2 separate regions of the Homo sapiens genome follow, and region 1 is linked to region 2. A link is a loop called in an ENCODE intact Hi-C map of the cell type or tissue named here. Cell type or tissue: IMR-90. All regions are shown on one strand. Links, peaks and the distances in the headings refer to the core of each region. The heading gives the core; the rest is flanking DNA. Region 1 overlaps NAALADL2 (N-acetylated alpha-linked acidic dipeptidase like 2). Region 2 has its middle 180 kb from the start of NAALADL2-AS1.

Evidence for each region. Hi-C counts contacts between places; a loop is a spot of excess contacts. Peaks named below come from ENCODE experiments on the same cell type or tissue, not always from the same donor. Only the 100,000 strongest peaks of a DNase experiment are listed, where the experiment ranks them.
Region 1: it touches region 2 in a loop (2.3-fold over the local background); 3 of 110 quality-filtered maps call a loop at or near these places.

The regions. Positions count from the first base shown.
Region 1 is chr3:175,427,286-175,438,928 of GRCh38, forward strand. The region is part of intron 5 of NAALADL2 (N-acetylated alpha-linked acidic dipeptidase like 2); the gene reads left to right. Among named protein-coding and RNA genes, the nearest start is that of MIR4789, 64 kb to the left of the region's middle. In IMR-90, for the core only: no CTCF peak of the experiment used is centred there; a DNase peak (open chromatin) is centred at 5,896; H3K4me3 peaks cover 1,071 bases; H3K27ac peaks cover 3,875 bases.
Region 2 is chr3:175,950,103-175,961,745 of GRCh38, forward strand. No RefSeq gene overlaps it. Among named protein-coding and RNA genes, the nearest start is that of NAALADL2-AS1, 180 kb to the left of the region's middle. In IMR-90, for the core only: a CTCF peak has its summit at 7,054 (motif pointing right); no DNase peak of the experiment used is centred there.

The DNA of each region.
Region 1 (11,643 bases), core at 1,574-9,573, 520 kb before region 2:
GGGGTAGTTTCTCATATTGCATATTGCAAAGGCATTTGTACTTCCAGCAATTAAGCAGCTTAAATCCCTACACTTATGGAAATAGAACATGAAAAAAGTTCAAAACATTTAAATGAATATATTTTTCTACATTCTTTCTGAAACAATTATACAATTATTAAATGATTCACGTTATATACAGTAATAATTGCTGATCAAAGGCAGATGCATATTTCACATATATGTTAAAAATTTAGCTAAGAATATTATACAACATTTTGCCAAATTTTCTGGATAACACAAATAAGATTTTACAACAATGGCAGCTAATAATTTAGTTGGAATTCATAACTTGAAATGTTTTTGTTTCTCTCTGAATAGCCATCATCAAATGTAAATTTCATTCTCTTAAAAATATTACATTTCTTGTTTTCTAGACTAGATGACTGACACTTCATTGGCCTTTTCCAATAGGCATATTTTTAAAATTTGCATATTTTTATACTTCTCCTCTAAGGTAGGAATACAATAAAGTAATTCAATTTACTTTCATCCATACCCAAATGTTGCTTAAGGTTCTTCATGCTGCTGGAATCATACCCTTGTAACATATTATTTAAATTCTTGTGGATTGGAAGTTGTAGAAACGTTGACATATAATGCCTGTTTCTTTTGCATATTAACTGTTCATCTGTGTTAATACAGAACATTTCTTTTTTAATGTAATCTTCACCTTTTTTTGAAACCATGTACTCAATTAAGAACATAAATGGCACTAATCTAAATCATAAAGATCACTGTTTCATCTTTACAGCTGTGTCATCATTCCCCAGATTTAGATATTGATCATTTCTAGCAACCCCCAAATGTTCAAACTTGTTTTTGTATCTTATATTTATAAAAAAACTACCTGAGTACTTGATGGCATACAGCTTGACTTCTGTACCTTGACTTCTGTACAGTAGTGTTCACTACTGTACCTTTAACAGATAGCTAGAAAATGGGAAGTACTCAATAAGTTTTTTTGAAGAAAACGAAACTCCTTTGGTACATAATGCTGAAATGAAGGAATTGTTTACTGACTGTAATATATTTCTCAAAGATTTCAGACTTCATTCCACTTTATAACAAAATAGTCACCGAATCACCTACTCCTGTTTGTTGTCCAGCAGACAGGACATTTTTTCAGCTTAGGTGAGAAATCTGAGTGGCTAGTTGGAGGATGAGGTTGAGAAGTTCAGCCCAGGGTGACCTAAGCATGTGGAGTGTGTGGAGAATTTTCCTGGCACTCTCAATCTAGAAGTTTACTAGACTCCTGCTTCTGTCTCAATTCCTGCATCTTTTCAATCTGTCTTCTTCATTCTGGCTCCTAAGTCTCAATTCTTTCCATTTTTTTCTATCTCACTTGTCTCCACCATGAGCAAAGCCAACTTTAATTCTCACTGGGACAACTATAGCTGCCTCCTAACTCATCTCATTGCATCCTCTTTTAAAGCTTCCAATCCATTCTCTGATATATCATAAACAAGCTTTCAAAACCCTAAATCTGATCATGCCATCTGTGTAAAACTTGTAGTGTTTGCTCTTGTTGATTTTTAAGATTATATAAATGATAGCACACTATGTATATCTATTTTTATCTGGCTTGTTCCTTACTCAGCATGTTTTAGAACCTAACAGTTTTGATTGCTTGTGGTTACATATTAAAATACAGAGTATGAAGTAAAAGGGCTTAAGAAACCAAATGAATGATATTGGTTTTTTCTGGAGAGGGATGGAGGGAGGGCAGTAGTTCTGCAGGGAGTAAACAAGACTCTAACTTTATCTGTATTGTGTTGTTTTAGAATAAAAGTATATATTAAAATGTTAACATAAATTCTGTTAATTCTGGACTATAGTAATATATATATGTACACACACACACACACACACACACACACACACACATATATATACATATTCCTTCTTTATGCATTTCTGTATTTTTTTAATTTCTCAATTTTTCAGATACGCCCTGGGGAGAGCAGGAAAACCTAACTGATTACCTTGCTCTTAAAGACAAGATATGTTTCATGCTATAAATGCTGTATATGAATTCTTTGACTTTCTTTTGCACCACTCCAGTCATATGACCTCTTTTGTTTCCTCTGGTACACTATACTGTTTCTTAATTCAAGGCCTTTACATATGTAGTTTCCTTTGCTTAGAAGGTTTCTGGAGGATAGGAATATGTGTCCTATCCTATAGTGCTAACGAGAGGAAAAATCAGGTGCAGCCACTTTTGAGTACAATTCATTGGCATATATAAAAATTTAAAATTTGCATATTTTCTGACCCCAAATCCATTTTTCCATAGCAGCCTTATGGAAACCTTCGCACATATGCAAGTTGATGTACATGCAACAAAATTCATGGAGGTTTTTATTACAATAGCAAAATTTAGATTCGTCTAAGTATATTAGAATACTATTAGAATTATGGAATACTATGCAACATCCACAAAGAATAATAAAAGAATAACATCTGCAAACTTAAATAAAGAGGTCTTTAAGCCTTCCTTACAGAGTGAAAAAGAAATGTCACAGGGTAATATGTATGAAAATATTTAAGTAAAAGAAAGTATAATAATAACATTATACAATTATTTTAAATTTTTCTATGCATTAAAATAATATGAAATTTAGGAGACACTATATTGGTGAGAGTGCCTCTTGGTAGTACAGGGAAACAAAATGTGGGGCATGGCCAAAATGGTCTTTAGCTTAACTTCAATGTTCTTGTTTTTATAATAAGAACAGCTTTATGTATTTTACTTAGATAATTAAAAATTAATAAAATTCCCTGCCATCCTCCAAAGAGAAACAGTGATTATTATTCTGTGGATCCTTTCATCTTTAATATTCTGATTTTATATTCTTTGGCCGTTAAATTATGCATTGAGAACTACCATTCTAAATTCTACCATTTTATAGTAATTAACCTGCATATTTTATAAAAATTATAAAGTTCTTCTTTAAGTTATATACGCATATGTGTATACATACATATACATATATACATGATTGTTAACCTATATATGTGTGTTAATTTGGAAACTTGAAAGCAATGAAGATTTAAAGATTCTCTATGGCATTATTTTGAAATATACCCTAATTGTAAGTATTCAGTACACAACTTTGGGATTCCAATCTTATTATTAAAGGGAATATTTCATCTTTTTGTTGGCATTTTCTTTCATATTATTAACTAAATTATATAACTCTAGTTTGTCTTCCAGCTAAAATCAGTAGGATGGGCTGATGTTATCTTCATATTTACATCTTACTTACATCTCTGTTATCCAGAGGCAGATTCACTGAATAAGTCTAACTTTGTGTCTCTACACGTTATTATTTCTTCTCTCAGTTTTTCCTGCCTCAATAAATTGCTAAATATCTGAGAGTAGCACAGAAGTCTATCTATAAATGTTTATTCTCACACTATATCTAAAAAGTCTGGACATTGTTTATTGATAACTATAATGCAGATTTAGACTATTGAGTCTTTATATAATGCTATGTCATTAGTTTGACATTAGTTAATGTTTTATAATTTCCTGTTGCTTATGGATAACCACTTAATTTTAATATCAGCCTTAGATCAGTATATAGGTGATATAGGTATAATGCTGAATCTTTTAAATCTAGCATCTCATTGATATTTTTATTGAAACTTGAGATAATTTTGAAATCTTTGAAAAGTTCAAATAAGTCCTGAATGCCTTCAGAAAATAGTTGATGTCTTTTGTACTGAAAAATGGATTCAACTTTAACAGCACACTTTCTAAAAATAGCCATCTTGCTTTCATATGATTAATATTTTCTTCGAAGCAACCTTGCAAATGTGTCACTTCTTTTGTTTCATTTCACGGCAAACATACTGTGAGAAAGTGAGCAAAGCCTGTCCTATGATCTGTTTGATTTGTGTATCTCTGTACACTTCACGAGTTGGGCATACTGCAGAAATGTCAATTTTCTTTCCTCATGGGAACCTCAAAAGAATTAAAAAAGCAGTAGCAGGACAATATGCAGTATCAGAAGGAGCAATAGAGATTTTTTGTTTGTTTGTTTGTTTGTTTGTTTAGTTCTATTGGACAGTTTATGGATAGTATTTGTCACTGGCGTAATGTGACTCATTTATATTGTACCTATTCTTCTGTGGAGCTAAAGGCACTTTATAAGCATTCTCATTCATCCTCAAGCTTTGCTATGAGCTAAGTATTAGGCAGCTTTTATTCTCACTTTATGGCCTGGGAAACTCCAGTTTAAGGAATGTCGGCGTGCAGGCATTTGCAAAGCGTTCCAAAAACAGCCAATGGGATTCACAGTAACGTGTGGACTATGACCAAGCAGTGAAAGTCAAAAGTTCTTTGTATGCAGAAGTGTTCTGTGTGAACAGGTCAGGATATTTTACTTTATTTATAGGCTTTATAGTAATACTTGTCTGATGAAGCCAAATACTAAATATAATTATTTAAAATATTCTGACTCTTCTTTCCCTTCAGGCAAGTCTTCCTACTGAATCCGTGTGATTAATAGGACTTTTATTCTTATACTCATCCAGGACTGAAACCTTAATTGCCTTCTCTCTTAATTACCTCATTGCCACTACTCTGTTCAGTGGGTTGCCAAGTTGTGACCATTCTCCTTTCCCAGACTTTTCACATGGATCTTTACCTTTCTGTGTCGAGACATCCTAATTCATGCAGCTATTACTTCTTGTTGAGAAAAAAAAATAGCTTTTAACAGTAATGACATCAGAATTTTAATTTTGAAAGCTAAAAGAAGTAGACTCTGATCTCACCTGCATAGCTTACCAGCCATATGACTCTTAGCATTACATTATTTCTGAGCTTTAGAGTTATTTCTATCACAAGAAGATAACAATAACTAGTTTGAAAAGTTGGACCCTCATATATAAAGTGTAAAAATGGAATGAGACAATATATGCCAAGTATCAAGCTCTGCACCTGGTACAAATGGGATCTATTTTTACTGTTTTCCTTGTGAATACAATACATTGTGAAACAGAATTTTTCCAGTTCTCTTCCTTCTGCATATCATTCTCAAATCAAAACTTCTAAAATCCCCTTTGATGGTACTAATTATCTTCTTAAAACTCCATAAAAATCTCCCAGTACTTACTCAGTTTTCTTAATTTAATATATAAAACCCACCATAATAAAGACTCTATAATTTTAGTCTTAATCAACACCATATGTAGTCATCTCCGGTTAACCTTGGCTCCTTGCCATTCCCTTTTCACAGCCTTATTTTCCTCCCACAGCTCATTTAATCATGTTGATTCTTTTGCCTGGAATCAGCTCCCCTACAGTCATTTTCTGTAGAGTTCGAAACATATATGGAAAAACCCTGTCAAAGCCAGGCTCATTCTATGCCAGATGTAGCTAATGAGAAGAGTTCTATTAATTGTTTTTTAGGGCTCTAGCCACTACTTTAAAAGCACTTCTTATTTTCCCATGAAGAGACAAAAATCTTGCTCAATGGAGCCGGACTTTGACATGCTGACCACTCAGCATTCATGGGAATGTGTTCTGATAGCTATTCATCAGCAACTTACTTTTATTGTTTCCTCTGACTGTATCACTGCTCTTTACAGGTACCTGTTCTCTTTCATCTGGTGTTCCCAGTCTCTTCAGGCCTGCTGAAGCATCTTTGCTGGTTCATTTCACATTTCCTGGTCCAAGACCTGGGATTTTCCGGCTACTTTATCTCTTTCATTCATTAAATAGTTGCAGTCATGAAGCTGTATGTTTGCATTTTCCAGTCGTCTCCCAGCTCTTCTGGTTTGCTCCCTGTTTCCATCCCAAGCCACAAATATACAATCAAATAGAGCTGCCAGACAGGAACCTGTTCTTGCTCTGGAATAACTTCTTGGACTCTTTTTCTTTTCCAGTAACATCCCACTCATTTCCTACCTCATCTAAGAAACATTCACAGTGTTGACTAAGAATGACACAAAACATTCTTTAAATGTAGCACTGGCGTAATATAACATCATTGGGTTGTGAAGAAGATTAAATGAAGGAGCTGAAAAAGAACATTTTGAGCAATGTGAATAATCTAGACTTTTGTTCAAGCTCCATTATCATGGAAATGCTTTTAAAAGATGACTGTGCATAGGGCTATTTGAAGTCCTGCACACGGGAACTAACAAAGATACCATTCCTATCCCTTAAGAACACCCTAGCTTATTAACAGGACCATTAGCGCTATACTAAGCACAGCCATGTCTCTAACTGTGCCACTATGGCCTTCGCTGTGACTTCAAAGAAAACTCATTACTAAGTAAAATAACCTTTTGATACACTGAAAAATATTACCTTATAAGAAAGTAGGCAAAGCATTACCTTAGACTTTTATCCCTAGCCTTTTTTTTTCTCTTTTGGATGTGAATTTGGGTTCCATTTCATAAAGTACTTCGAAGAAATGTACATCCAAAACAACTTACCAAATTACATTCACCACATTATAGAACTTTTATGTAAGAAAATTCTCATATATATAAATTCAGAGGAAGAATTAATAGAATATTTCTGACTGGAGTTCTCTGTAGAGACACTTTTCAATGATGAAATGATGAATCTGTGTCTCATTAACCAAGGGAATTTTTCCCATGGCAAGTGTTTTAGAATACCAATATTTTTTCTTCCAAGTGTATCTTCTCTCACTATATACCATCACTACAGCAAGAAACGAGTGGTAATCAGGTCACAGTTCTACATGTGACTAAGAGCAAAAATTAATTTTAATAATATTGTAAGAAACCAGGAAGGGAATATATTGAAATCTTTTACACTATCCATTTCAAACATGAGGGGCATTTCTGTAATAATAGTAAGACATTCACCTCAAATTTAGATGTATGCATGTAACTACAAAGAGCCTCTTTCAACATGAAAATGGAAAGATTTCTATTAAATTAATGTCAAGAAAATGCTGTATATATGATGCGTTTAAGAACTCAGAAGATGTGGAAAACTATCCCAGAGTCACTTCCTAATTAGAGGTGAAGCAAAGGCCAGATACTGGTCTCCGAACCCCAGGCCAGTCTTCTTTTCTTGTGTCAATATTTCCACGTCAAAAACAGGAAACTGCAAAGATCTGAGAAGTACTTCATATATGCTAGCTCATTTATTCTAGCAACATCTATATCAGGGAAGCAGGGGTTAATTATTTTCCATTTTTATTATCTAAAAAATAAGTAGATCTGGAAATAAAGTACTGAGCTTCTGTCTGTTCATTTAATCAGTCTCATAAAATAATGTGTGCTTATGATCTGGTATGAAGAATTAATGGTTGCATACTTTTATAACAACAACAAGAACAAAACACATTCATAGTTTATTTGCTATCTGTTAAAAATGTAAACTAGTCTTTTTTCAAGGCTAGAAATTTTGCAAATCATTCCAATGTTTATACCCTTCAAGTAAGAGATGGAAAGCTTCTCAGGGGAATGCCTCTGAAGCAGTTTACTTAGCTTATATTACATGTAATGTGCAGATGGCCAATTATTCCAGTTATGAATCTAGACTACTCTCCTCAAAGTAAAGAACAAACTAGATATTTTATCTGTCTCTTAGTTTGTTTTTCTTATGATATAGTTTATGGTTGTTTCCAAATGTTCATGTTTTTAGAATGCTTTAGGGGATAAAATAGTCTTGGAGTAGACAAATGAGGAATACCAAAGAATAGAAATGTTTAGAATTATGTGGAGTAGGGAATTAATTATCATATATACAATTTTTTCTCTGAAATAGATTTAAAAAATATTTATCAGTATCTAAATATTACCACTGCTGCTATAAATCTTAATTTTCACTGAAAATGACAAATTTATTAATATAAACTTAGCAAGATAAAACCCTTTACCAGAGAAAGTCTTGTTTCTTGGGTAGAAAGTTCAGGTTACAAAATGTCTTTAAAGAACACGTTAATGACCATCATCCACTTGAAAATACAGGATTGTTCTTTGTTTCGATGTGACTATATCAATATGTACTAAAGCAATAGAAACCATTTAAAGTAAGTTTGAAAATATATTCTCATAATTCTGTAAATATAATCAATTCAATTATAGGACAGACTAGATTTCAACTAACATATAATTAAGTACCATGCTTATGTCTTGTATAATGGCCAAAATCTAGTTTAACACCTGCTTAACTACACATTAATCAAAACATTTTAACATAATAATAAAAATTATCCTTTAATTGACTGTCAAGTTTAGCACAAACTCCAAAACTGCATAGCCAAAATTTTATACATATTTAAGCATATTTGTTGGAGGGAAGAGAATGATGGTAACTCATATATTATAGTCCTTTGTCCCCAAATAATTGTACCTAACCAATATAAATCTTGAGTTTATATGTCTAAACATAAAAGAAAAATATTTTTAATCATGGGGAAAGTTTTCTAACCTTTTTTGAGCCTGTTTCCTACTGATGATCCGTACCTATGGATAAGCTAATTGGAAAGGAAGACCCAAATTAATATTAACAAAGACTTTACCTGTGTAGTACTTTTTTTTTTTTTTATACTTTAAGTTTTAGGGTACATGTGCACATTGTGCAGGTTAGTTACATATGTATACATGTGCCATGCTGGTGCCCTGCACCCACTAACTCGTCATCTAGCATTAGGTATATCTCCCAATGCTATCCCTCCCCCCTCCCCCCACCCCACCACAGTCCCCAGAGTGTGATATTCCCCTTCCTGTGTCCATGTGATCTCATTGTTCAATTCCCACCTATGAGTGAGAATATGCGGTGTTTGGTTTTTTGATCTTGCGATAGTTTACTGAGAATGATGATTTCCAATTTCATCCATGTCCCTACAAAGGACATGAACTCATCATTTTTTATGGCTGCATAGTATTCCATGGTGTATATGTGCCACATTTTCTTAATCCAGTCTATCATTGTTGGACATTTGGGTTGGTTCCAAGTCTTTGCTATTGTGAATAATGCCGCAATAAACATACGTGTGCATGCGTCTTTATAGCAGCATGATTTATGGTCTTTTGGGTATATACCCACTAATGGGATGGCTGGGTCAAATGGTATTTCTAGTTCTAGATCCCTGAGGAATCGCCACACTGACTTCCACAATGGTTGAACTAGTTTACAGTCCCATCAACAGTGTAAAAGTGTTCCTATTTCTCCACATCCTCTCCAGCACCTGTTGTTTCCTGACTTTTTAATGATTGCCATTCTAACTGGTGTGAGATGGTATCTTATAGTGGTTTTGATTTGCATTTCTCTGATGGCCAGTGATGATGAGCATTTTTTCATGTGTGTTTTGGCTGCATAAATGTCTTCTTTTGAGAAGTGTCTGTTCATGTCCTTCGCCCACTTTTTGATGGGGTTGTTTGTTTTTTCTTGTAAATTTGTTTGAGTTCATTGTAGATTCTGGATATTAGCCCTTTGTCAGATGAGTAGGTTGCGAAAATTTTCTCCCATTTTGTAGGTTGCCTGTTCACTCTGATGGTAGTTTCTTTTGCTGTGCAGAAGCTCTTTAGTTTAATTAGATCCCATTTGTCAATTTTGGCTTTTGTTGCCATTGCTTTTGGTGTTTTGGACATGAAGTCCTTGCCCATGCCTATGTCCTGAATGGTAATGCCTAGGTTTTCTTCTAGGGTTTTTATGGTTTTAGGTCTAACGTTTAAATCTTTAATCCATCTTGAATTGATTTTTGTATAAGGTGTAAGGAAGGGATCCAGTTTCAGCTTCCTACATATGGCTAGCCAGTTTTCCCAGCACCATTTATTAAATAGGGAATCCTTTCCCCATTGCTTGTTTTTCTCAGGTTTGTCAAAGATCAGATAGTTGTAGGTATGTGGCGTTATTTCTGAGTGTATATCTAGAAAACCCCATTGTCTCAGCCCAAAATCTCCTTAAGCTGATAAGCAACTTCAGCAAAGTCTCAGGATACAAAATCAATGTACAAAAATCACAAGCATTCTTATACACCAACAACAGACAAACAGAGAGCCAAATCATGAGTGAACTCCCATTCACAATTGCTTCCAAGAGAATAAAATACCTAGGAATCCAACTTACAAGGGATGTGAAGGACCTCTTCAAGGAGAACTACAAACCACTGCTCAAGGAAATAAAAGAGGATACAAACAAATGGAAGAACATTCCATGCTCATGGGTAGGAAGAATCAATATCGTGAAAATGGCCATACTGCCCAAGGTAATTTACAGATTCAATGCCATCCCCATCAAGCTACCAATGACTTTCTTCACAGAATTGGAAAAAACTACTTTAAAGTTCATATGGAACCAAAAAGGAGCCCGCATTGCCAAGTCAATCCTAAGCCAAAAGAACAAAGCTGGAGGCATCACACTACCTGACTTCAAACTATACTACAAGGCTACAGTAACCAAAACAGCATGGTACTGGTACCAAAACAGAGATATAGATCAATGTGTAGTACTTTTTAAAAAGTAAAATTATACTCTGCATAATCTATATATTCTTTTAGTATCAGAATGCATATTTTGCTTTACAAATGGGAATATTGCTTTCCACTCCCTTTAATGTAAATATAAATATAACTGTTGTTATGACACATTAGTTAAGTATTAAAGCATTATGATATTTACTAGGGAGCATAGCAAGATGTTTTTGCTTAGGGGTGGACCAATGAAATGAGAAGATGTGAACATCTATGTCTTTATTTTTACAATTTCGTGGTTTCAAATTTTATATCGTGAATCATGAATTTTAGGCTTACAATTAGACAAAACAAAACTATTCATTTAAACTTCAGTAATTAATTCATCAGAAAATTGTCACTGATCCCCTTCCTTTTATTCTGAGAATAATGCATAGCACAAAGCATTTTTAAAGTACGTTTCCATTTTAAATAATAATCTAAACAATACTTTGCTGACGTTGACTAGGCTTGATAGAAAATGGTAATATTTATAACAGTGGGCTGTAAGATACTGAAATAATAAAGGATCAGCTGTATTCACAAGGACAACAAAATGACTAACCAATTTAGTGTACTGGTCATTTCAGAAAAATAATTGTAAATTTAGTGAGCTAAAATAAAAATGAAAAAACATTTGTGCCAGTTATTTAATGGTCTGATTTCTGTCAAAGTGGCAGCCCTCTGGAGAAAGTCAAATAAAATATTCCAGGATAACATCACTGGTATCAGTTTGTTCAATTGATGTTTGGGTCATTTTCATAAAAGTGCAGCAGAAAATGTGTTTTAAAATCTCAGTTTTTTTCAGCTCTGATTGTTTGGTTCTCTGGTAAGTCCACAGTATTAATACTTTTAGTTTGTCAGTCTTTTATTATAATAAATTATAATAGTTAAAAACCAAGAAATGAAAAATGTAAGTCAAGTCACTTAGCTATTGTAATATTTAATCATGGCTGAAATAAAGTGTTATAAATGCAATTTTTATCCTTGCACCACCAAGTTTATTTTTGAGTAAAAGACAAAAACAAAACCAAGTGCTCTCTGACCATCTGATTATTCATTTATTTATGTATTTATGTATTTATTTTTATTTTGATAGGTTTTGGGGGAACGGGTGGTGTTTGGTTATATGAATAAGTCCTTTAGTGGTGATTT
Region 2 (11,643 bases), core at 2,382-10,381:
CCTTGGGTGTTGAAGAAAAAGTACATCACTGAATAGGTAGGACGTTGTTAAAACGTTCTATATTATCTGATGCTGATATTATGTTAAGTGAGTAGCATCAAATTGCTTCCCAATTAAGGAATTTTTCAGAGGTCTTTTTCCTCCATCTCTCTATTACAAATAGAATCACAGCATAATATTGCACCTAAAAATTATGTCCCTTAACGATATGCTTTTTTACCTGTATTTGATGTCTGAGATTAAAAATAAAAAAAATTCTAGAAATACTAGCACATTTATTATAGATCGTTTTTCACCTTCAAAATCATTTCATGTCTCATTGATGCATTATTCCTCTGTCATTAATTTTCCTCATCCCATCTTTGGTGTCCCATTTTTCTTGTCACTCTTATTTCTCTTTTATCTGTCTATGACTGTGTATACGTTAAGACTGTCATATTTTATTGCCAATTTTGGTTATGAAGTATATTTTCCATCTATTCAGGTTTTCCCCCTCAAATTACTTCTGTTTTATTTTTGTTTTCATAAACCATATATTCACAGGTTTAATGACATTCTTAGGCACACAAATGATTTCCTGTCTCTGCTGTCCTCATTCTTGACAGCATGTGACTTTCAGATGAATCTATTTTTACTGAATCACTTGCTCATCATTTTGTTTCTCTCTTATTCTAATCATGGATTTTTATAAAGTGACTCTTAAAATCTTAGTTTCTATGCTTCTCAAAGAAGCAGCTCTGTTTTATTGCCTGAATCAGTGTCAAGAAACCTCCCAGTAGCCTTGTTCCTCAATCTGAAGATGATTGTCTATGAGATGAAACTTGTATAATGAATTGAAGTTTACCAAGTCTTTAGGTTCCTTGGATGAAGTTGAAATAAGAGTTGAAATCTTGTTTGCACAGATGCAGGGGATGATGATTTCAGTGTTAACTTTGTTTCACCACACACCAATAAGCAGCAGTTTTTGGCAGAGTCTTTGCTGGGGATTCTCCAGCAGCTCAGGTAAAACTGCAAAACGCAACAAAAAATTCCTCTACTTTACTTCTAAGTGGAAGAGAGAGTAGATGCTCTTTCACAGGCTGGAAAGGCACTTATCATGTTGAAAGGACCAGTTTAGCACTGAAGATTGCTAATGGGCTCTGCAAGATGACTCACAATTTATAAGCATTTCTGGCAGAGGGTTGAAGGTTTTATAACTTAGTGAACTGAGGGCCAAAGGACTGTGTCTTAATTTATGGGGAAATAGAAAAGATTTAACATCGTTCTTCTCTTGTCAAAAAGTAAAGTTTTACTTTTTCCCCATGGAGTGTCGTGTGTGTGTGTGTCTAGCTCAGTGTGGTGACATTAAAAATACCAGAGGCCTCATGAATGTCCCTGAGGCAAGTGCCTGCCTTGAGGGGGCCTGCACTGGCCTGATGCATCTCGGAGTTGAACCTGCCCTGACATGGTGTTTTTGAGGTCAGTCCATTCCCTGGTCTCATCTGGCTACTCAGATTCTCAGGGAAATACACCTAGTCTTCAGTGGAAAACTCTGAGTAAAGGTTTGGGATTCTAAAGTGAGGTCTTTTCTTCTGTTCTCTTCCTTTTATTTATAACTTTAAAGAAAGGATTAGCATAAACCATTATGGCATTACATAAACAAAAAAAAAGCAACTATTGATTGAGTGCCTTCTGTGAGTTAAGGACTTTTTTTGATGCTTTACATAAATTATTTCATTTATTCCAACAGGAGATATTGTTATGCTCATTTTAGGATTGGTGTAAAGCAAGCCTTTCTGAAGTCAAGCAATGTGCTTGAAATCACTCAGCTAGAAACAGGGGAGGCTGAATTCGAACCCAGATTTCTGACTCTAAAGTTTGTATCTTTAACCAACTTTTCACTTTATTAACACGCTCTTTGCCACTCTCTTTTCATGCCAAAATATGTGCTAATATGACATAAAGGAGAGAATTGTTCGCCTCCCTGATTCTTTTTGCCTGGAGAAAACATTTGCACAAGCTAAGCCATCAATATGTTTATTACCTTACAAAGAGTTGTTCAGAGAAATATAACATCAGGCACATGTATCATGTTGATGCTTCAGAAATTGTATCAGTGCCCTATCAAATAAGCTACTCTGCCGACTCTGGCTCTCCATGAGCAATACCTGAGATGTATAATTTCATCTTTGGCTTTTTCCTTGGCTCTGGTAACATTTTGTGTCTGCTGTGAGGTAAACTCCGAAGACTAGTACAAACAGAATGTCATAGTTATTTTAACAAAACCAAATCTGGCTTGAGCTTTATAAGCCAGATCGGCTTAATACCCAGTGGAATATCCTCAAAATTGTCCCTTAAAAGTCCAAACCACACATCTTTATTAGATCCTGCCTCAATCTTTGAATCATGTTTCTCATCCCTACCTTTACCAATTCAGCTCCCTTTTGACTGAAATACTATTATTCCCTCCTTTACTCTTCCTGCCTCTCTGAAAAAAATCCTAACCAGCTTCCTTCTTAGCAATTACTTTTTTCACTAACAGAAACTGAAGATTCTCTTGAGCCATGGAAGGAGAATTGGATAGTTAAAGCAAATAGAAAATTTTAGAGAGGAGGCAAGATCATTGTTGATTGCAGAGAGGAGGCAAGCTCATTATTGAATGTTCACTATCTGCTCAAGAATTTTTTAAAAACGTGAAATTTTGTGGAGAAGCTACACATCAAGAAGTAGAGATGAAGATAGGGAGTGTAGAGAAGAGCCAATGAGGGTTAAAAGAGTGTTACAGCATAGTCAATGAGAGGCATGGATTTGAAGTCAGGTAGCATGGGCTCAAAGCCAGTTTTAAACTCTCTAACTTTGTGATCTTGGATGTGTTATTCCACTTCCATAAACCTGAATTTTCTCTTTGAGAAAATTGGGATAATATCTATACCCATAGGTTGTTGTGAACATTAAATGAGTTAATCATCATAAAATAATTAACTCAGAGTGAAGTGTTAAATTAGTAGTAGCTATATGGATTTAATGAAGAAGCCTTGTGAGAGAAGATGAGTTATATCTTACTTATCTTTGTGCCTGGCATGTGGTAGGCACACAGTAGACATTTAGTAAATGTTGGCTTAATGAATGATTCATGTATTTGGCAGAATGGATTAGAGAAATGGATTAGAAAATAAAAGAGAAGTGATATGAACTGAATATTTGTGTCCCCCAAAATTCATATGTTGAAGCCCTATCCTAATATGATGGTGTTTGGAGATGGGGCTTTTGGTAGGTAATTAGGCTTCGATGAGATCGTGAAGGTAGAGATACCATGATGGAATTAGCATCCTTGTAAGAAGAGGAAGAGGAAACCGAGCTTTCTTTCCCTTCGCCATGTGCCGATGCAGTGAGAAGGCTGTCTGCAAGGCAGCAAGAGGGCCTCTTATCAGCCCTGAATATGCTGGCACCTTGGACTTGGACTTCCCACACTCCAGAAATGTGAAAAATAAATGCCTGATGTTGAAGTCACTCAGTCTATGCTATTTTCTTATAGCAGTCCAAGCTGATTAATACAAGAAGAAACCCCAAATCACCCAGATATAAAGAACAAGTTAAACCCAAAATCTATTTGAGTATTTTTATCAAGAGACAAATGTAATTGTCTCTATTCATTAATTGTTAGTAGTCAATATTGCTGTCCGACACTATCAATACCTTCTTTTGGATCCTTCTCTCAATTCCTAGAAATGTTTTGTTGTCAGGGTATACTTTATGTCAGGCTTAAGGGGTTTCATTGTGAACAACCAGGATTTCTCTAATTCATGATACCATTTATAATACTTGATAAATGAGTTCACTCTATGGAAATGGATATTTTAAAACTGGCTAACTTTAAAGCTTAAAGCACTTGAGCACTTGAGATACTTTCAGAAGGAAATAATATATTTTGCACAGTGAAGGGAACAGGTCAATTTCCACAGTTAGCTCCATTGCTGATATCTAGGAGCTAAAATTCTTTGTTTTAAAAGATGTGCTTTAGCACAGGGCATTTCTTATAGTCAGTTCTGCCTTTAAGGGAAGATAAGGTGTTTTTGTTCCTTGTCTTACAGAAACAGTGAACATTAGGTTACATTTAAAGTATTACATTGATCCAGCCAATAACTCTAGGATTTTACTGTAGGGTATTCACATATAATTTCAGGTACGAATTACTGTTCTCTAATTATGACTCTAATTATCTTTCTATACTCCGGTCAGTTCATTAAAACCGTACTGCTCAGTGGCTACTCTTCTATCTTCTTCAGTACAGCCATTGCTGCAACCTTTTGGCCAAATGCTCATCTTCACATACTAAATTGAGGTTTGCCTGCAGTCTGCAACTAGCTTTTTTATACATTTAGACAAGTTTTTAGTCTAAGTGCATTGGCTATACTTTGAGACATCTTTAAAGACTTGAAGACAATAATTGAAGCTATTACAAGCAATGCTAAAGTGCATTTCAACAAGGTGGGAGAATGTAGATCTTTATTTCAAGGCTTAAAAGCCTTTGCTTTTCTTCCTAACACGAAAACTACATGGCTTAGGATATTCATCTATCCTAGAGTAATTTTGAAGGTAAGAATATAGTGAGACCAGCTGTTTGGTCTTGATGTATGCGTAAAAGCAGGTGCAAGGAGAAGGAGAAAGGGCAAAATAATAAAATAATTTTGAAAAAATAATTCATAATTTTATTATGACTGGTTTTACTGTGAGTTTAATCATGGCCCTCAAAATGTTATGTCCATATCCTGACCACTAGAACTTGAAAATATTACCTTATTAGACAAAAGGGTCTTTGCAGACATAATTAAGAATCTTGAGATGAGATTGTTTTGGATTAGCCTGGTGTGCCCTAAATCCAATGACAAGTATCCTTTTAATACAAAAGAGAACACACAGACATAGAGAAGAAAAAAGTGTGTTAAAAAGGCAGAGATTACAGTGATAGAGCTGAGGAGGCCAAGGAATGTCTATAGCCACAAGGAGATGGAAAAAGTGGGGTCTCCCCTAGAGCCTTCAGAGGAATCACAACTTTGCTGACACCTTGATTTTAAATTTCTGACCTCCAGAACTTTGAAAAAAAAAAATCTTTCTGTTGTTTTAAACCACTAAGTTTATGATTATTTGTTATGGCAGCTGCAAGAAACTGATACATTGGTTAAACAGGAACTATTCAAGGCATTCCTATTGGCCATATTTCTCTCTTGACATTTTTATCCTATGTAAGCATATTGAAAATATTGTTTTCAGTATTTGAAAGGAAACAGTATTTGGAAAATCTTTGAAAAATGTTATTCATTTTAATCTGCACATTATCATCCTCATCCATGATCTATTTTTGGTTTAATGAAGAAACAATAAATTACTTCAGAGGATTATATTAATAGTTATTTAGGAATATGCTACTATCACTCCAATCGTACAATGCTTCGTATCTACAAAAGAATATTTGTTTTATCTGGAAAGAAGGCTAAGGCAGAAATCATCTATTTTACTGATGATAAATTTGAGACTTTTTCATTCATTCATTGATTAAATAAACATTTATTGAACACCTAAGTACCATTGTTTGGTACAGATTCAACAGGAAATACCGAAACAAACATCCTTTCTTCTGAATCTTACATTATATTAGAGTTAGAGGAGAGATTTTAAAAAAAGATAACAAATAATAAAGTATATATTATTAAAGCAGGCTAAGGAGCAAAGAGAGCTGTGTTAGAAGGGTTGCAAAGTTAAATAAGACAGTCATATCTCTGAGAAATTCTTCAGGAAGGTGAGGAAGTGAGTTGTGAGGACACATGGGGAAATGCTTTCCAAACATAATGCATAGTCAGTGTGAATATCTGTGCCCTGTCACTCAAGGAACTGTAAATAGAACAGAGAAAGCACACAGGAGGCTAGTAGTAAATGAAGTCAAAGAGATAATAATTTTATTTAAATTTAAATTTCAAACATGTTTTGTGCTACTTGAGGATTTTGACTTGTTTTCGGAATGAAATGCAAAATATTAGAAAGTTCAAATAAAGGGGATAAGGTCTAATTTGTGATTTAAAAGGCATATTCTCTCTGCTGTGTATAGATGATAGGTGTGAAAAGGGAGAATGAAGAAAATCAGGAGACTGTTGGAAGCCTGGTCCAAACAACTGCGACCAGACTGTTTGTATTAAGATGAAACAATGTAGATAGAGAGAAATATAAAATTAAATATGGCTTACTACCAGATTGGATTTAGTGTGTATATTATACACTTTTAAACTTCGTATATTACAGGTGCCTCAACATCCCTGTTTTAGTCTGCTCTGACACTGCTAATAAAGACATGCCTGAGACTGGGTAATTTATAAAGGCAAGAAGTTTAATTGACTCACAGTTCCACATGGCTGGGGAGGCCTCACAATCATGGTGGAAGGTGAGTGAGGAGCAAAATCACTTCTTACATGGTGGCAAGCAAGACAATGAGAGCCAGCAGGGGAAATGTCAGACACTTATAAAACCATTAGATCTCGTGAGAACTCACTCACTATCACGAGAACAGTGTAGGGGGAAAACCATCCCCATGATTCCATTATCTCCACCTGGTCCCACCCTTGACACATGGGGGTTATTACAATTCAAGGTGAGATTTGGGTGGGGACACAGAGCCACACCATATCAATCTCCACAAACAAGCTGTGAGCACCCCACCCAGGTGACCTGATGCACCAGTGTGATAAGGCAGGTTCCTGCCACAAGTTCCCCTTCTTGCCTTTCCCTGACTATAATCAAGTGACATTTCAATGTACCAGTAAAATTTTCTCATGCCTTTTGCTGGTGTACTTCACTCTGACCCTTCAGTAAAAGCACTTGCCCATGGATCATCACTCTCTCTCCGCTCCCCATCTGCTTGGTTGAACCTACTCCCTAGGAACTCCTCCCATATGACCCCATTGCATGGCTTGCCATGCCTCCTGTCTTTAGGACCTGTGCATATAATAAATTCTTTACTTTTATATGCCTTGCTGAGTGCAATGCCTGTGGCCATGTTGGAATAATCCTTAAACGCCCACAAGAGGGCCATACTCTCCTGTTTGCTACACAGAATGGGAGAAAAAGAGGAACCAAAGCTTATTCCAAGATGTTTAACCTGTTTTACTGGAAAGATGAAGCCATCATTAACTGGGAGCGAGAAGACAACAGATAGATTATATTTGAAGAGGTGAGATCATGGATATGATAGCTTTCAGATATTTATTTAATCTACAAAATGTTGAGTTGGTAGTGAGAGATATACTCAACTGAAATTCAAGGAGGAGGTCCAGGATAGCGATGTTTATTTGGAAATCATTTGGATATAGAAGATATCTAAAAGCATGCAACTGAATAAGATCACCAATGAAGTGACATAAATAGAAAAAATAAGAGGTCCAAGGACTGATTCCTGGGGCACTTCAAAGTTTGTCCTCAGTGACATAAGAGGAAGAAACAAAACTTCTGTGGTTCCAGAAGCCATTAGAAAAAAGCAACACCAAAAAAGGTTCTTAAGGAGGAAGTGAGATCAACGTGACAGCTGGCAAGTCACTATTATGATAGCTATTAGTTGACTATTGGATTTGGCAATGTGGAAGTCATTGCTAACTTGAGAAGAAGAAGTTTGGTGGAGTGGTAGGGGCAAAATCAAGATTACAGTGGATTTAAAAGACAATAAGAAGAGAGGAAATGGAGAGAAAAAATATTGACAACTCTTTCAAGGGATTTAACTATAAAGAGCAGAGAAATGAGACCATGATTATGTCAAATGAAGAGGAGTTGTGTCAGAATGACTTTAAAACAGGTAAACTAGCAGGAACAATCCAATAAAGAGAAAAAGCTTGATAATACAAGAATAAAATGAGGAAGTTCTAATGATATTCTAGAGTAGGTGGAGGAGGAGTAAACTTTAGAGTGTAAGTCAAACATTTGCTGTTAAGTAGGACCATAATGACTTCAACTCTACTAACAGAAGAGAGGAGACTATGGGTCTAGATACTAGAGGGTACCAAGATGTAATGTTGAGAGAGTTTCCTTCAGATTGCTTTTATTTTCCTAGTGAATTAGAAAAAAAGATCATCAACTGAGAAAAAGTGGGGTAGGGGATATTAGCAGATTAAAAAGAGAATATGGTGTAATATTCATCAAGGACTGTGACAGAGTAAGTGAGTGAAGAAATGCTTGCTCCATGTTAGATTAAGGTTGTGTAACTTTGCCAAGAATACCACAGAAAAAAATGTTTTGCTCTTTTAGGTTATTCATATCAGGAGTACATGATATGGACAGGGCTTATTACTGGCGATATTGACTTTGATCTCTTGTTTTCATGTGGTCTCTGCCAGGTTTCTCCACTATAAGGTTGTAATTTCCATCTTGTAACTAGTAAATACCATGTATGGGAAAACCATACCAAGACCCCAGTTTTCATTACAATTTTTCTCACTAATTTAGCACCATTTAATGACTCGTGTGTAATAATTATTACTGTGTTATTGGCACAATGAAGATTTGCTATTTCCATCATTCCTTCTGTGTTTACTAATTGGAATCCTACTCTCAGGAAGTGCTGCCCCTTTTCCCACATTTATTTATTTAATTAGTTAATTATTTCTATCAGAATGAACTCCTTTATATTATTCTAGAGAATACAATAAAATATCATAATTATTTATACTCTTGCTCAAATTGTTCCATCTCTGACCATTGTGAGCTCCTGTTGCATGTCCCCTGTGTCATTCCAACATGCCTCTATCTTTTCTGTGCACTTCCTTGCTTTCTGGAACCGCAAGATATTATTATAGGCTCATCTTGTATTTTCTCCACTCCAACCCTAGAATCAGCCATTTCTTCAGGAATCTCTAGTTTCTTTCATTGGTAAATGAAATTTGGAATTCAAAAATCTTCATGCTGGGTGTGCTTATTGCTTGTAGGTCCTCTCAGTGGACAGAACTAAGGAATATATTTATGCATACGCACACTTTTACATGTGTCTATTTTTCTCTCTGTCTCTCTCTCTCTCTATGTGTATATATATATATATATATATACACACACACTCAAGGAAATAAGAGAGGATACAAACAAATGGAAAAACATTTCATGCTCATGAATAGGAAGAATCAACATTTATATATTGATTTATATATATATCAATATATATGATATATATAGATCTATATATCTATATATGATATATATAGATATATATATTATATATATTTATATATTATATTTATTTATATATATTTTTATATATATTTATATATTATATTATATATATTTATATATTTATATATGATTTATATATATTTATATATTATATATTGATTTATATATAATCAATATTTATATATATACATATATATATATATGCATTAGTTCTTGCTGATATATTGGATTCTGATTTAATGCTACGGGGTTTATTCTAGCCTTTTCCCTTTGAATATTTGTAACTCCTTTCTCCCACTGTGAGAAATTTACCTCTTGTTACCCAAAATGTATTTATTTGTTTGATTCTATTACACACATGGTTTCCGAATTGTTAATCCATATCCCTATGGGGGAAAACTACTTACTAGAACAGCATTTGTGTGCACTTCTTTTTGCATGTAATCTTACAGTATAAAGTTGAAATGTTGTGTTCCAATGTTGTTAGGTTAGTATTTATTCCCAGTTACTTAATTTTTCTTGTTATTTATTTATAATACAGTTAAATGTGTATATTGGTGTTTGTATTCCATTTTAAGTTCCCCTCACATCCTATTTGATTTAAATTATTTATTTATGTTTGGAGTATGTGAAACATTTCCACGGTTCTAAAAGTCAGAGTGATACAAAAAGATATACTCACAGAAGCTTCACCTTCTCCCTGTCCCTACCATCCCATTCCTATTTTCTCAGTTCTTTCCAACCTATCCCCCCTTAAATATTTAGATAATAAATTCCATTAGTATCTGGTTTAAATTTCCTGTATTTATTTTTCAGAAATAAGTAGATGCATTAACATTTTTTTTTACATTTTTTTTTCATACATTAAGGATCTCATACTATAGATACACTGTTGTACTTTGCTTTCTTGGTTTTTTAACGTATATCTGAAATGACATCCTATCAGTTCGGAGACATACTCCTTATTCTTTTTATAGATTCATAATCTTGTGGAGTTATCGTAGCTTATTCAAACATCTTATTCAAACGGGTCCCCATGAGGCCTTTTCTGTATGAGCATCAAAGAGTTTATTTGATTTAAACTAGCATTATCAATTTCCTAGGCAAGAAAGTCTGTATGACTTACTCTACTCTGGCAGGTTATATATTACTCTGGCAGGTTATATATTTGCTCCTTTTTCCAGTAGAAGGATTATACTTTGCTGTCCCTTTAATGTAAAGAGTGGTTTTGTAGTTTGCTTTGGCCAATAATATGCATACAGAAATAAAATGTGTACTTTTTAATTATAAGTTTTAAGAACTAGCTCATTGTTCCCCAGGGCTTTTTGTCCTTCTGCCACAAGATGGGCAATGCCTTTGTTAAGGTTTGCTCTGGCAGTCTGGATTCTGGAATGAAGATAGTGTAGAGCAGATTTGCAGCCACGGCATGGTGGTTGTGAAATGTGATCAAGAAATAAACCATCATGGTTACAGGCCACTAAGCCTTGGGATTTTATGTTAATGCAATATAATTTAGACTAACCTTCTTGAAATTACTAAGTGGCATATCACATACGAGTTAAAGTAATAAATATAATTCATATCTTCTGTATCAGTTTCCTTGGCTGTTATAACAAGACACCACAGAGTAGGGTTCTTAAATAACTAACATTTACCTCTCACAGTTCTAGAGGCTAGTAGTCCAAGATCAAAGTGCTGGCAGTGTTGGTTTCTTTAAGATCTCTCTTTGCAGCTTGTAGATGTCTGATTTCTCATTTTGTCCCCATATGGCCTTTACTCTGTACATGTTCAGTGAGCAGAAGGGATCTCTGATGTTTCTTTTTCTTCTTATGAGGATGTTAGTACTATCACATTAGGGCCCCTATCTTTATGACCTTACTTAACTTAATTATTTCCTTAAAGGTTCTATCTCCAAATACACTCACACTGGGGGCTCAGGTTTTAACATGTAAATTTTGGATTGCATAATTTGGTCTATAACATGTTCCTACTCAGAATTAAGTTGTTGGGGAATTTTGAAAATGTACCTTTAAAGTACCCTAAGCATAATTATTATTGAATCTGAAATATGAAGTTATTTATATCATCTAATATATAACATTATGTTAAAATTTTATCCAATTGGTTAGAAATTACATTATTGATATTATACATTAACGTTTCTCAGAAAATTTTCCTTGGTTTATATTCTTTATGTTAAAAAATTGCCCTAGGTGCATATGTTTTGGTAATTCAGAAATGTACATTCTTAAGGTGGCAATTGATGACTGCTTATATATAATTTTATTATACTTATAAATTTTGTCTATTCTTAAGATGTAAGAGTTGGCCTTGTGTTTACATTTTTTGAAAGAAAATATGGAATAATATAGCAATTCATGCAGCTATTTAGCTATATAATCTTGATCAGTATCATTAGCTGTAAAATGGCAATAGTACTATGTACCTCACAAGCCTGTTCTCAGG